3 separate regions of the Homo sapiens genome follow, and all the other regions are linked to region 3. Evidence: chromatin loops called from intact Hi-C (ENCODE). Cell type or tissue: Calu3. All regions are shown on one strand.

What was found. A loop is a pair of places that touch in the nucleus more often than their neighbours do. Peaks named below come from ENCODE experiments on the same cell type or tissue, not always from the same donor. Only the 100,000 strongest peaks of a DNase experiment are listed, where the experiment ranks them.
Region 1: a loop joins it to region 3, with 2.3 times the contacts of the local background. A loop is called at or near these places in 2 of 110 quality-filtered maps.
Region 2: a loop joins it to region 3, with 3.0 times the contacts of the local background. A loop is called at or near these places in 2 of 110 quality-filtered maps.

What each region holds. Positions count from the first base shown.
Region 1 is chr1:87,865,314-87,870,313 of GRCh38, forward strand. No RefSeq gene overlaps it. Among named protein-coding and RNA genes, the nearest start is that of LINC01773, 39 kb to the right of the region's middle. In Calu3, no CTCF peak of the experiment used is centred here; no DNase peak of the experiment used is centred here.
Region 2 is chr1:87,924,909-87,929,908 of GRCh38, forward strand. No RefSeq gene overlaps it. Among named protein-coding and RNA genes, the nearest start is that of LINC01773, 21 kb to the left of the region's middle. In Calu3, no CTCF peak of the experiment used is centred here; a DNase peak (open chromatin) is centred at 2,933.
Region 3 is chr1:87,793,044-87,798,043 of GRCh38, forward strand. No RefSeq gene overlaps it. Among named protein-coding and RNA genes, the nearest start is that of LINC01773, 110 kb to the right of the region's middle. In Calu3, no CTCF peak of the experiment used is centred here; DNase peaks (open chromatin) are centred at 2,398 and 3,038.

The DNA of each region.
Region 1 (5,000 bases), 72 kb after region 3:
TCTGCTGCTTGCCATCATAGAAAAGCATCATGGGACCAGACTTAAATTCCCATTATAATAATTAAAATGTTTGACAAATATATAAAGTAGTTGTTTTTAGACATTGAACAACAGGCAGCATAGAACTATAATCCCTGAGAAAAGGGAAACAAAAGAGATGAGCCCTATAATCCCCTTGTATTTCTCCCTGGAGTCAGTTTCTAGCCTGTGAGTACAGGGATGGAAACCTAAACAGAACCCAGAGCCCCCTGGGATTAGGACGTGAACTTGAAATTTAATGGGGGCAGAGACAGCTGTAAGTTGTAGGACAGACTCCAAAAGGAGGGAGTCATTAAGAAAAAGTTTTCAATAATTAGTGTAGATTTCCCTTTGAGTCTTGCTGATTATTAGGCCATGCATGTATAAATCTGTATAAAGAACAAGTAGAGTATGGTGAGTTAAACAAACAACTTCCAGAGTTCACAAAGGACAAAAAGGTGTTCTACCTCCCAACTGCTAGAGTTGAGAATCCTTAGTGACCATCTGGGACCCCAGAGGGGTTATGCCTTAGAAATGGGACTGAGTAATTACTAGAGCGAAGACTTGTCTAGAGGTTCTAACAAAGCTTAAAACACGTTCTGGAAGGATAAAGTTGATAGAGTATATTTATCAAGGTTCTCCACAGAAACAAAAGCAATAGAATAGAATAGATAGATAGATAGACAGACAGACAGACAGACAGACAGATAGATACACAGACAGACAGACAGACAGACAGTTATAAATGTAGAAGAGAGGATTTATTACGGGAACTGGTTCATGCAATTATAGAGGCTGAGAAGTTCCATGATACACCATCTGCAAGCTGGAGAAAAACAAAAGCCAGTAGTTTAACTCTCAGTCTCAGTTTGAAGGCCTAAGAAACTATGAGGCTGCTAGTGTAAGTCCCAGAGTCTGATGGCCAGGGAACCTGGAGTTCTGATGTCTGAGGGCAGAAGATGGATATTCCAGCTCCAAAAGAGAGAGTAAATTTTCCCTTTCTCCACCTTTTTCTTCTAGGTTGGCCCTCAATGGATTGGATGACGCCTGCCCACACTGGTGAGGGCAGATCTTCTTTGCTTGGTCTACTCTTTCAAACACCGATCTCTTCCAAAAACGTCCTCACAGGCACAACCAAAAATATTGTTTTACCAGCTATCGTAATATCCTTTAACCTAGTCATGTTGACACATAAAATTAATTATCACAGCAAGTAACTTAAACACACAGACAGAGAGAGAGAGAGAGAATCAGAAATACATATGAAGATAACAAAATCCAAACAGTCAGACAATGTTCAGCACCCAATCCAAAATTACTAGATAGTCTAAAAAACTAAAATATGCAATTAGGAGAAAAATCAGTCAATGGAAACAGAATAAGACATGACAGAGATGATAGAACTAGCAGACAGAAAAGATGTTACAACAACTGTTATACTATGTAAACTACTTAGAACAAAAGTACATAATAAAAAGATACAGAGAAAAATAAAAAGTCTAGACATGAAAAATATAACTCTGTAATGAAAACTTTACTGAATGAGGTTAATATCAACAGATAATAGACACTGCAGATGAAATAAAATAATCAGTAGTCTTTCATATAACAATAGAATAAAGCAAAAGAGAAGAAACAAACAAACAAAAAAAACCCCAAAGCTTCTGTGATCTATGGAACATTATAAAGTATTTAAAAGGTACGAATTATGTCCTGGGGGTAAGAGGGGGAAAATATTTGATGAAATAGTGGCCAAAACATCTTCACATTTGCTAAAAACTATAAAGCCAAATTCCAAGAAGCTCAATGTAAACTTAATGAAGAATGAACACCCCCCCCGCCCCCCCGCCAGCAACAGACATACACACAGAGTGAAGTGGAAGGTGAAATAATATTGAGAGAAACAGTGATAATCATACAATCTTAAAAATAGAGAAAAAAGAAACATTACATAGAAATACAAAGATATGAAGCTAAAGACTTCTTGTGAGACGTTATCAAAGTCAGGAGGAAATGGAGTGGCATATTAAAAGTACTAAGAATGCTGTCAGCCTATAATTTTACACTCAATGAAAATATCCATACAAAGGGGGGGTGGGTAAAAGAGATTTTGCAGAAATCAAAAACTGAGGGTGTCATCAGCAGACATGAACTATAAGAAATGTAAAATGAAGCTCAACAGCAGAAATAAAATGATACCAAATGGAGACATGTATCTCAAAAAATAACAAGATTGCAAAAAATTGTAAATATGTGGGCAAACATAGCAGATTTTTTTGTGTGTTTTAAAATTCTTTAAAATATACTTGTTTAATTTGGAAGCAATGGTAACATATTGTGGGGTTTATAGTATGCTGTTTAGGGACCTTATAATAAATATGAAGAGCAGGGTAACCCATTTTATTCCCGTGTGCCTGTGACTTTCCTGGTTTGGTCACTAAAAGTCCTAAAAACTGGGAACTCCCTACTTCTACCCACAGACCTTGGCAAACAGGAATGGTTAGTCATCCAAGGTGGAAAAGCAGCTGTAATACATTAAAAGTGCATTTTGTAAGCCCTAGAAAAACCACTGAAAAACAAAACAAAAAAAAGTATAGCTCATAAGTAAATAGTAGAGATAAAATGGAATACTAAAAATACTCAGTTAATCCAAAAGTAGGCAGGAAAAGAGTAAAAAAGGAACAAAAAGGAGATGACACAAATAGAAAAAAAAGCAAGTTGAAAATTTAAACTGACAAATATCAATAATTATATTAAATTTAAATGGCCTGAACACTTCAATTAAAAGACAGAAATTGTCAGAATAGATCATCAAAGACCTAATTTCATGTTGTTAACAAGAAACTCATTTAAAATATAAAACACAAATAGGTTAAAAGTAAAAAGATGAAAAAGTTATACCATGAAAACCCAGAGCATTACAAAAAGTTGGAGTGGATGTAATTAATATCAGATAAAACAGATTTCAGAACATGGCATATTACCTAGAATTTCATGATCTTAAAGGGATCAAACCACTAAGGAGACAAACAATCCTAAATATGTATGCATTTGATAATAGGGCTTCAGGAATATGAAGCAAAATCTGAATAAACTGAAAGAATAAATATTAATAGAGCAAATCGACAGATAGTAAGAGTATAGATGCCTGGACAATACTAAACAACTTGATATAATTGACATTTATAGAACTCTGCAACCAGCATCAGCAATATACACATTTTTTTCAGGACTGTTTGAAACATTCAGCTAGACCATATTCTAAATCAAAAAGTAATTTTCAATAAGTTTAGAAATATAATTAAAATAATACAGTATATGCTACCTAATGATAAAGAAATTAAATTAGAAAGTAATAATAGAAAAATACCTGAAAATCTTCAGTATGTGGAAATAAAGCATGCTTTTAAATACCCACGGGAACAAAGAAGAAATTACAGGAAAATTATAAAATATTTTGAAAAAAAAGAAAACTAAAAACGCAACATATTAAAATCATGGGTTGCAGCTAAAGGCTGGAGAAAATTTTATAGCTTTAATGGTTATATTGAAACAGACAAAGATTCTAAAACCAATAATCTAAACTCCCACATTAAGAAATGAAAAATAGGAACAAATTAAACTCAAAATAAGCAGAAGAAAGGAAATAATAAAGGTGAGAAGAAAGTAATGAAATAGAAAAAGAATAGAGGGAGCCTATGAAACCGAATCTTGCTCCTTTGAAGAAAAACAGAACAAAATTGATAAACTTCTGGCTAGGCTGGTCAAGATTGAAAGAAGAGATAAATTGCTAACATTCAGGATGAAACAGAGGAGCTCACTATGTATCCTATAGAGATTATAGTAATAATATGATAATATCACAAAAACTTCCCTTCTAACAAGTACAACAATTGAAATGGACAAATTCTTTGAAAGACACAAGTTACTAAAACAGACTCAACTATTTTAACGCAATCGGTATCTACAACAATTACCATGAAACCATTTTGACAAGGTCACTGATGACTGCCCTGCTACTGAATACAATAATCTTTCAGTACCGATTTTTCTATTTGATGGTATTGAGCACTTCCTGAAATTTTTCTTTCTCTTTTTGGTGACATAATACTTTCTTTGATTTGTTCCTGTCTCTATGGTTATTCTTTATCATAATCTTCCATGGCTTAATTTTCCTTTGTCCACATGTTGGCTTTCTCTCAAAGTCTGTCCTGGACTCCACTCTCACTCAAAAACCTCTCTGGGTGATCTCATTTATTTTCAAGACTTTATTATCCTCTGTAGACTGATAAATCCCATATTTGTGACTCAATCAGGCAATTAAATATCTGCACCTGAGTGTATCACAGGCACCATGAACTCAACATTTCAAAATGGATTTCATTTGCTGTCCATATTGGAACTTTCATCTTTGCTTTTGCTTTCTCAATAAATGCCTGAGTCATTTCTGCAATTTCCTTATTTTCCCAAGCCAGGAAGTTTAGAGTCATCTTTCACTGCCTGTCTCTCTCAGTTTCATAATCCAGCTAGTCATCAAGTTGTGTAGACTCCACCTACCTACCTACTGTTTGCATTATTACTACTTAACTTTAGGTCGCTATTTCTTGCTTAGTATATCCCTCAAACTGTTCTCTCTTACTTCCTTTTTCCCCACTACTCTATTCCATTGTCTACATGTGCAAGAATTATCTTTCAGAAACAGGAACCTGATTATTCTCCTTCTTAAAGCCCTTGATCACTAACCTTTACAGTTAGAATAAGGATCAAACCCTATTGCAGTGTGCAATGTCTTTTGCAGTTTGATCCTTGCTTTTCTTTCACCTTATCTATCACCTCTTGCTCAGCCTTTACAATTTGCCCTTTAATTGTGATTACTTGCAGTTTTATTCATTTGTTCTCCCTATCCACTACCCTCAAGCTCTATACATTGGTGCTGTCTCAGACGAGAAAGCTTTCCCTCAACCCCTTTCCACATTACTTCT
Region 2 (5,000 bases), 130 kb after region 3:
GGGATCCTCCTGTCTCAGCCTCTGTAGTATTTGGGACTGCAGGTGTGCACCACTGTGCCTGGAAGCCTGTGGTTTTCAAACACTTATTTTTAAGCCAGCAGAATTATTTTGTTCAACAAAGTCTGACATGATAAACTAATAAATAAAAGTACTATTCTAATTAAAGATGGAATTGGGAAGCTCAAACTCTGTTCTCAGCCTCCTCCTCTTCTCAGGTAACTCTGAGGAATCCTCAAGGGGTCTGAAGGAAAGGCTCTTACTTAACATTTACGGAGCCCAGGGCAAGAGGACAAATGGAGACCATATGTCTAAATATTTAAGATAAATTGTTATAAATAAAACTAAGCAATCATTAAATAAAACATATTCTATCCCCTACTTTGTCAAATATATCTTCATAATGATGGAGAAGACTATGTTTAGATCTAGAATTCTTGTACTCCTCAGTTTGTGATGGAAAATTCTGGAATGAGAAAGACCAGCTCCTGGCTCTCTGCCCTTGGAACCCAGCCCACAGTCTCCCCAACTTTTCTTACCATTCCAAGTTCCATGGCCCACAGTGGGACTTCATATGTAATCTCTGGACACCCTACCCATAATTACAAACACCGTCCACGATCTTGTCCACAATCTCTGCAAAATAGCCTTGCAGTACACCCTTGGGAGGTAAAATTTAAGAGAAATGACTATTCAGGTTCAGGCCATTTTTTTTTTCAGAGAAATTCTGGGTCCCAAGTACCCAGATCATGGTCTAGAAAGCAGGCATAGGCTCCTGGTGGACACATCCCCTCAGCCCCACAGATTACATGCTATAAGCCTATGGCAGGGGTTATAGCCACCAAGACAAACTGCTCTAAGGTATAGAACCCTGGCTCAAAGCCTCTCTTGTCCAAGTCTGAGAGCAGTACTGACTAGATGGAGTTTGAAAACCATCTGTGTGAGTCCTTGAGGGTCTCTTGTGAATGCACTTTGATGGGGTACGTGGATACTTAAGTCAGGTCTTTATAATCAACCCATTGTCTATGTCTCAAGGCTGCAATGTTTCAACTCCTGTCAACTTTTCAGCCTGCCAGCCTGCCCTATAGATGTTATACTTGCCAGCCCCCACTATAGCATGAAGCAATTCCTTAAAATAAATCATATATATCTTCCATTGGTTCCTTTTCTCTGCAGAATCCTGAAAATACACCTCAGACATTTAGTCTGAATCACATTGTTGATGTACATATCTGAAGGCCTTCTTGATGATTGGCTCTTATAAAACTGGTTTTAACAACAGATAAGAAACAACAACAAATCATACCTGTAGGATTTAGTGAATTCACATAGGCCTAGTCCAATCATGTAAGGTATTCACTGTCATGGTGGGAAAGTCATGGCCTTTGGAATGTGTTAGACCTGAGTTCAAACCTTCTATTTGGCACTTACTTTGTTATATGACCTGGGGCTAGTTTCTGACTCCTCTGACAGTTCATTATCTAATCAACATCATCAGAGTAATAACAACAACCTCTGAGCTAGTGAAAGGATAATATGGCAAGTACATAATATAAGCTTGACATGCAGAATAACAATTTCAAAAAAATAACAACCACCCCTTATGACTATTACCTTCAACACTGGAACCAAAATTATTATGCTGGAAATTATGTAACATACAAATATGAAAACATACATTCAGCACAATGTAGTGACTAAGAGAATAAGCTTTGGACTTAGACCACGGCCATTGGCGTGTTCACTCTATCACCTGCTTCAGCAGAGATCTTGAGCTAGTTACTTCTCTGTGCACCGGATTTCTTCATCTGTAAAATTTATCTCATAGAGGTTTAATGAGAAAAAAAATGATGATGCATGTGTAGCACTGAGAACAGGGTCTTGTGCCTTATAAGCACTCAATATATGTTATCTATTATTATTATCCCCTTAATAAATATTACAAATTTATTTGACGAATGTTTATTAAATACCTACAATGTACCACAGAATATGCTAGGAACAGTTCCTGCTCCCACCAAACCATGGCCTGACTTTCATGAATGTAAAACTCATGGGGGATTGCCATGACTAGTAGATCCTACAACATTGATTAAGTTCATTTTTAGCTTAGGCTCTTACATTTGAAAAGCACAAAACAGTTCTCAGATAGAGAGTACAGTCATTGAATAGTAAGAATGTGGGATGATTTGGCAAACTCAACCCAGCAATTGCAGACATACATAATTTCTGGACAATAGCGTGGAAACTTGGAGGAAATAGTTCATTCTCTCAAACCATTATTATACTTATAACTAGAAGCAACATCACAGTCAGGATGCACACAAATCCATAATGTTTCTAACCCATGGAATCTTAACTACATTTAATTGGGAAAGTAATTTTACTGATGACTTTTCAGAGCTGCTGTGCTGAAAGAAATAAAGTTTAAGTAAAAGGATTGCTTTTTCCTGACTAGTGAGAGACATTTAAGGGTTTGACATCTAATATGATAATGGCATAAATTTCTCTGTTACTTATCAATTGAAGGTTATTTTTTAAACATAAACATTATATTTTTATGAAAGAAAGCAAGATCAGGAATGAAAATTGTCATTTTTATGGAAGCCAGATCTCTCTAAGATAATTGCATGTGTACATTCAAGGATAGAGATTTATAGCTGAAGCACACTTTGTAGATTTCAGTAACAGATACAGGCCTTGAAATACATCTGCAATGCAGGAGATCAAACAGATTTTTTTTCTTTTTTAGTTAAAGCTCATGATAGCACAGTAAGAAAATGAGCTGACAACTTACTGAGTTAATCTCTCCCCTTTCACCTCCTGTACAATAGATTTTTCACAGTTCCTACCACTTTTATTGTCTCTTATCTCAGATATTCTCCCACATCACACCTGGAATTTGTGGTCACTGAGTCAGGCCCCCAAGCTTTTCCCTGTTGGTGGGAAGCTCTGGCATTGAAGGCTGCCCTGTTTGTAAGAGTAATAAGTGCTGCCAACAGGAAGGACTAATCTCGACCAAGCCCCAGGGTTCTCTAACCTCTGGAAAAACTCATCTTATCCCTGAAGCTGCACCCCTGTCTGTAAGTGTTAAACCTTACAATAACCTAGGGAAACATAACAACTGCAATTCACTGAACCTCAGAATTCGTTGGGTGTGGACTGTCGAATTGCAGTGAGCACCATATATATTAACATGCTGAAGAGCTGAATCAACACCCAAGCTTATTTTTCTGAATAAGAAATTCATGGAATCTCAGTCATGCAAAGGACTTTTAATAGTGAAGGGGAAAAAGTGGATAAAGAAGGATAAAAGGGGTAAGGATGACACAGAAAGGAAGGAATAGACAGATGTGAAGCCTGTAGAAAAGGCACGGTGAGAAATGAAAATCCAAGCTGTACAAGTTAAATCTTACATATCAAAGAAAATTTTCAATCCCCTAAAATGTTTCCAAGTCCTAGCAAATGTTTCACTTGTGTTAAGGGAGATGCTATATTGTAAAAATTGCCTATAGCAATGGAATTTATATGACCTTTTGGTGTGGTAATAGATAAGGACTGCATGGCAAAAAGGAGATATATCTTGTGGCCAGAAAGACCCACATTCAAATTTTATATCTACTAATTCAAAGCTGGGTGGTCTTGGATAAATCACTTAGCTTACTAGCCTTAATTTCCCTATCCATAAAAAAGAAGTAGTTTATTAAACAGTTCAGTCTATATGGGGTGCACTGTAAGTGGTGATTATTATTAAAGAATATGACTTTCACTTAGAAAACTACTGGGCTATAAGTATCAGGCAAAATATACTAGGTTAAGCAATCAATAGGCAAGTCATCATATATCCCAGTTTGCTCAGGACAGCCCCAGTTTATACCTGTTGTCTTGGCATAATTATTAACAGAGCCTTCTTTCACTCTGCAATAGATGATACGGTCACTTTGGTAATAGGCCAAATACTCAAAGGTCAGACAAGGCAGAAGTGAGCAGATGCAGGCATCAGGCAACAAAGAGAGAGTCCCAGTGAAGGAAGCTGAGTGGTCCTAGCAAATTAAGTGGATCTGATGCTAAGCTTTCACCTAGGTCAGTCATCTACTCATTAGAGAGTCAGAATCTATGGAAAAATGTCCTTATGTGTAAACACTTCTGGAAATAGTTTTATTTCATCAAATGTTTTCTGGTATCTACTAGGCACCTGACATTACCCTAAAAATGTCTACCTTCAAAAATTTCAAGTAGATTATCCAAGAAAGAACTATAACATTTATTTTACATTTTAATTGTTAAATTTATTTTTTATTATAGTTGTTAAATTAGAGGCCTTAACAAAAGTCTATGGGAGAGTTTCAAAGAAACCTTTCTCTTTGCCTAGGAAGAGAGAGCAACAATGGGTAGACTGAGAGTCAACTTTGAAATTTGGGTAGATATTTTCCTGGAAGACAAGTATTTTCACTACTTTTTCCAGAGTGAAATGCATAAGGATGGATACATACAGGATGCCTAACTTGTCTATACAATTCTCAGAAAACAGAGTAGCTTTGATGAATGGCAGATGAAAATATTACCTGAGTAAGGTGAAGAAGGGCTTGTATGAGCCAGAATAACCTTGAGCCAACTAAGGTTTATTATACGTAATGAAATTATTGAAAAAGGATGAGAACTTCGGCATGCTGTCACAACGAAACTCTTGGGTTTATTTTTAGTACAATTCCTGAAAATGAATATTTGAGAGGGGGAAAGGCTCCAGGGAATGTAGCACACTGGCAGATATTTGTTCAAGTTAAATTTCACAACCATTAAAAATAAACAGAATTAGTTCTTCATTTTGTTGCTTTCCATGTCTCCTTTATTTTTACAAAATGCTTTTTTTTTTTTTTTTTTAGTTTGTAGGCCTCTTTTTGTCTAACTGTGAAACATAATGTTTCACTGCTATTAGTGGATAAGCAAAATTCTCCCTAGACTGCCATCAGGAAGCAAGTATGGAGCCAGTATGAACCATGGTA
Region 3 (5,000 bases):
CCTCTGCATAAATTGTCCTACTTATCAGATAATGTTTGGGGAACTCTTTCCAGCAGCTGTCTATTAGCTATCTTCAAAAATTCTCTCCTTAGGCCACAGAAGTGGGTACTGAGGCATTACTGCTCTAAATGATATTCCTTAATAGAAAACATTGTTTTTCTATTCATTCCTTCATTCGCTCATCACATATGCTATAAGTGCTCTCTGCACACCTCATGCCATGTTTAGAGGCAGATCTGGAAAAGATGACTCCACGTCTCCACTTTTGCACAATGGACTTTCTGATTATCTCAAGGAGAGGGAGTAGATGATGCTATAAATGAATATTCTAGGGTGCTCTAACCTCGTACACAGCTTCAGTGAATGCAAATTGTTATCGTAGTCTTAGTGGCTTTGTTTCTAAACTACCTCAGGCTGGCTGGTCACCATAACTTTGGTCCTGACAGATGGATACAGGACTAACTGCAGGGTTTCAAGTATATTCAGAGTATAAAGCCAAAAACAAAAAATGCAAGAAAAAAGCATCATCAATGTATGTTAGACAAATAGTAAAAATATTATGCCATTATTTTTTCTCATTCTAGTGGAATATTCAATTTCTTATTTTGTATTTGTAATTCTGTGTTCCTTCTTAAAACAAGCTCCTTCCCCTGTCCACAGCTGTATATGCTTTAGGCCCCACAAAACTTAAATTTGCCCTTGGTGGAGAGATGTGAATTCTTCTTTATATGTTCTGCTGTTATCTAGCTGTGACTACTAGGGTTGGTCAGCAAATTTATTTATTTATTTATGGTTGTTGTTACTATTATCATTTTTTAAAAGGGGAAAAAATCCTTGTTTCTTTATTTTAAATTTTTCCCTCTTATTTCCTGTCAACAAAAACCCCAAATATTTTCCCAGTAACAGAAACCAGAAATCTGGGAGTCAGTCTGGTCCCTTAACCTGTCAAAGCCAAACCAATGTATGATTCTTTTGATTTTGACTTCCATATCTCTCTCAATTTCATATCCTTTCCTTCATCCACCTCCACTCTTGTGACCACTGTACAAGTTACCATCACTCAAAACACTCCTAGGTTCTAAACAATCACAGTGAACTTGTAGGAGATACATTTTACAAACTTTCTGCAAAATGTTCCAATAATTTATACTAAGTATCTTCAGGTCATTTTGTTTTATTTTAAAAATCTTATTTCTTTCAATATTTATTTATTATTTTACCTCATGTTTCTTTTAAACTTACATAACTTTTAAACTTACATATTTTCAATGAATGGTATTGGTGAGTTTTAGAAAACGTTAAGCAGTGGAAATATACTTGTCATGGTAAAATTCATTCTAGTTAAGGGATCATTTACAAACCCTCCAGCCCTCCCTACTTCAGCTTGGTAGTGCATCTACTACAGCAGTTCAGCCTCAAAGGTCATCTGTGGGACTTCTATTGATGTTTGGCTCTGGAATTCCTTTTTATCTTTCATATATTTAAGCCCTGAGTTGCTACCTAATCTAAAATTCCCTCAAGTGGACATTGAGTTATCTATCTCCTTATAGTTCTCATTGGACCTAGTACTGAAACACTGGAAGTCCTTACTAAGTATTTGTGAATTTGTTCAATTTATTTGAATTATGAGATTTTGCACTGGTAACCATCCATCCATCCACCCATTTATCCATCCATCCATCCATTTAACAAACATTAATTAAATGCCTATCTGTGCCACTATGGATGCCTAGAGTGGGAACAAATGAAAGCTGGGCTGTTCTGGTGGAAGTGGGCTGGAGGACCTGGAGTCCGGCCTAGCTAACTTCCTCCCGGTAGCATTTGAAGCTTACATCTGTGGATAGGTGTGAGCCATGTGTGCCAGGCACTATCCCCACAACCTCACTCTGCCAGGTACTTCCTAGGCCATGTGCTGGCGATATAACAGTTAACACTATACAGTGCCTTCCCTCCAAAAGCTCACATTGTCATGGGCAAGACCAGGAGGTAATGAGACAAACCGTAATGACTTCGCCTAAAGAAGCTAAAGAAGTTACACAGTGGGGATATCTTTTGAGCTAGGTCTTGAAGAATGAGGGAACCATCCAGCAGGCATATAAAGTGGGGAAGCACTCCTAGGATAGGAATTGGCATCAGCAAGGGCATAGTGGTGTGCAAGCACATGCCAGTGAAGACAAGAGGGGGCTTCTGTGGCTCCAACATAGCACACATGGAGGTGGAGCAGAGGTGTCACAGCAATGGGATACTGTAGAGCTTTGTTGACTATCCTGAATGCAACCAGCAGCCACCATCGCTTTTAAATGGGGAGATGTGATCAGCCTTGCATTTCAAAGCTAATATAGAAAACACCTTGCTGGTTCTGAGCCTCCAGAGCAGGAATCCTATACCCAGATTCCAAAATGATTTGTCACTTGGTATATAACTGTGGATGTCTGCCAGATGACTCATAGAAGCCGCTATCACAGACCCATCCCTCTGATATTAATTGTACTTAATCTGAACTGTGAAACTCCAATAGTGTTGAGGAACGAGAAAGAAAACATGTTTGAAACATAACTCTCTTATTTTAAAAGTTTTCAAAGAAAGTAAGAATTCTGGACAAGGAACTACAATATTCACTGTCTTTCTCTAACTGTACATTTCTTCTAAACAATTTTCTGAGATTTCTCCATTGATTAAAGTTAGGACTTCACTGTGGGAACCCTAGAGTTTTAGACAAACATAGATTACGCTTTGGATAATGCTGTGCACAGTGAGATGGAATATGCCTACTTTTGTGTATCTAAAAATGATTAAGAAGTTCTGTCCTGAATGTGAAAGCCAGAATGAAATGATACACATTAGGCACAAAGCAAAGAAGTAAAGTACCACCTGGAGAGCAAAAAATATGGGTTTTGACATGGGCATATCTGTAGGTCTATCAAAAATATGATAAGGCAGAAAAAGCTGCTTGCATTAAGATCCATGTCTCTGAATTCTCCCAGAATCCAGGCACAGTCAAGTGTGGGGAGATTGGCACTTCCCTAGGGAGGTCTTCTAGGCAGAATGAGCAGAAACGTTAATCATTAACTCCAATGCAAACCCGTGTGTTAAGAGTTCATATTTGTAAATGTTTTTTGATCCTCAGTTAAGCTGTTTCATATACCAGCACTCCCTAGGTAACTCCAAAACTTTTTCTTTTTTTTTTTTTTCAGTTGAGACCTTGAGTGGGGGAGGAGGTTGTGTTTGGGGAGAGAGTTAGAGCTTCTCTGCACCTGGGAAAATGCTAATTCCTGTTTTTAAGAAAATAGGCTAAGAAAAGGCTCAAGGGAGTCTAGGACATCAAAGAACTCTTTTAAAACAACTTTTTTTGACGATTTAAATGAAAATGAGGCAGACATATATGGATTAAATTTCCCCTTAAAGCAGCCTGAGGTTTAAAGATTAAGGGGGAAAGAGATGGAGGTAAAATGTATTGGGGGTTTATTATCAGAGTTTCAACTACCCAGACTGAGTGCATTAACCCATGATGCGTCCATGTGCACTCCCATATGTGTGCTTGCATGCAGACGTGCGCACACGTGTGCCCCACGGCCGTGAGACAGTCCCTCCGTAGCTGATGATTTATGCAGCTTGCCAGAAGAGAAGTAGGCCACGCCAGCCTTGAAAGCACTTTAGTTTGGTTGTTTTTACTCATGAAGGACATGTTGTCCTGTAATTACTCTGTCATTTCTTAAGAGGTGAAATTCTTAACAGGTTTGTGCTTTATGTGTTGCTGTGAGTGTTCTTGTCAGAGCACATCTAACCACGTTGGAATCCCCATTCCATATGGCCTTTATGGGGAACAAAGAGAAACTGGACATTTTAACATGTATTAAAGCATCTAGGAGAAAAAAAGCATGAGTCAAGGAGGACATAGATAAGGTGCAGAAAAATTGCAAACAACGTTCCTGTTACCTCTTCAGGCTTCAAAATACCTATGAAATAAATACTTCGTCATTAACTTCTTTTTTGTTCCATTTCTCTCTCTGTCAACAAACAAGTATAACATTTTGTATCTGCATGTGATAACAAAATAGGGTAGGGTAAAAATAGCTAATGTTTAACTCAAAGGAAAAAATGAAAAACATACAACTCTAACTAATGTAAATGTTAAAGTTACATTTTAATACTTAAGAGAATGTAAAAGGAGAGATGCTGGAATTGATCAAGTTAGTTATTTGTTCTGTGTACTACTGATAAATGTTCCAAGGTTAGTGAATTAAAAAAAAAGAAAAGTTTGAGAGCCTCAAATAATTAAGAATTTTACTGTTTCAAAGATCAAATGCAATAGGAATGTAATTCATTTTTTTCTATACCAAAATTAATCCGTCAGTTTGAAAAGTCTAGCACTGTGAAATGTTATAGGGCATTTCTGAGCCAAGTCAGAACGAACATTTTAGCAGGCTTATCATCAGCTTAAGAATGATGTTCTAATTTCATAAATTGTAAAAAAAAGCCTTGCCTTCTTTAAGTCCATAGGAAAGTCAGATCAATAGGTGAAATGTCTGCTTTGTATGATTAAGAAAGCGGAAGTCTAACCTCGGTGTATGATATAGGCAATTACTTTCTAGTGAGTTCTCAAGGCTAGGTCTCCTCCTGAGGTTCTTAAACTGTAATCATCAAACATAGTTACTTTTCATTTGGACCCAGCCCATAGCAACACAGCCATTTATCATTCCATCAGCTACCTGCTCTCTGCTGGGGCATTTTAGTAATCAAGCTCTCTGTCTTGTCCCCTCACCTGCACACTAGTGCTCAGAAATCTCTGTTAACTTGAACTTTTGAAAACATAACGCATAATGATCATGGAAGTCAATGCTGAGATTCAGCCAGTGCACAATGGGTTACAGCCACCGTGCTTATGTTTGGAGTCTTTTCTGATGGTGGCATCATCTTTGTTACTCAGTGCTCATGAAAAATTGATTTTTACATATTTTGAATATTATCCTTGAATGGATGCATAGTGATTGCTATCCTAA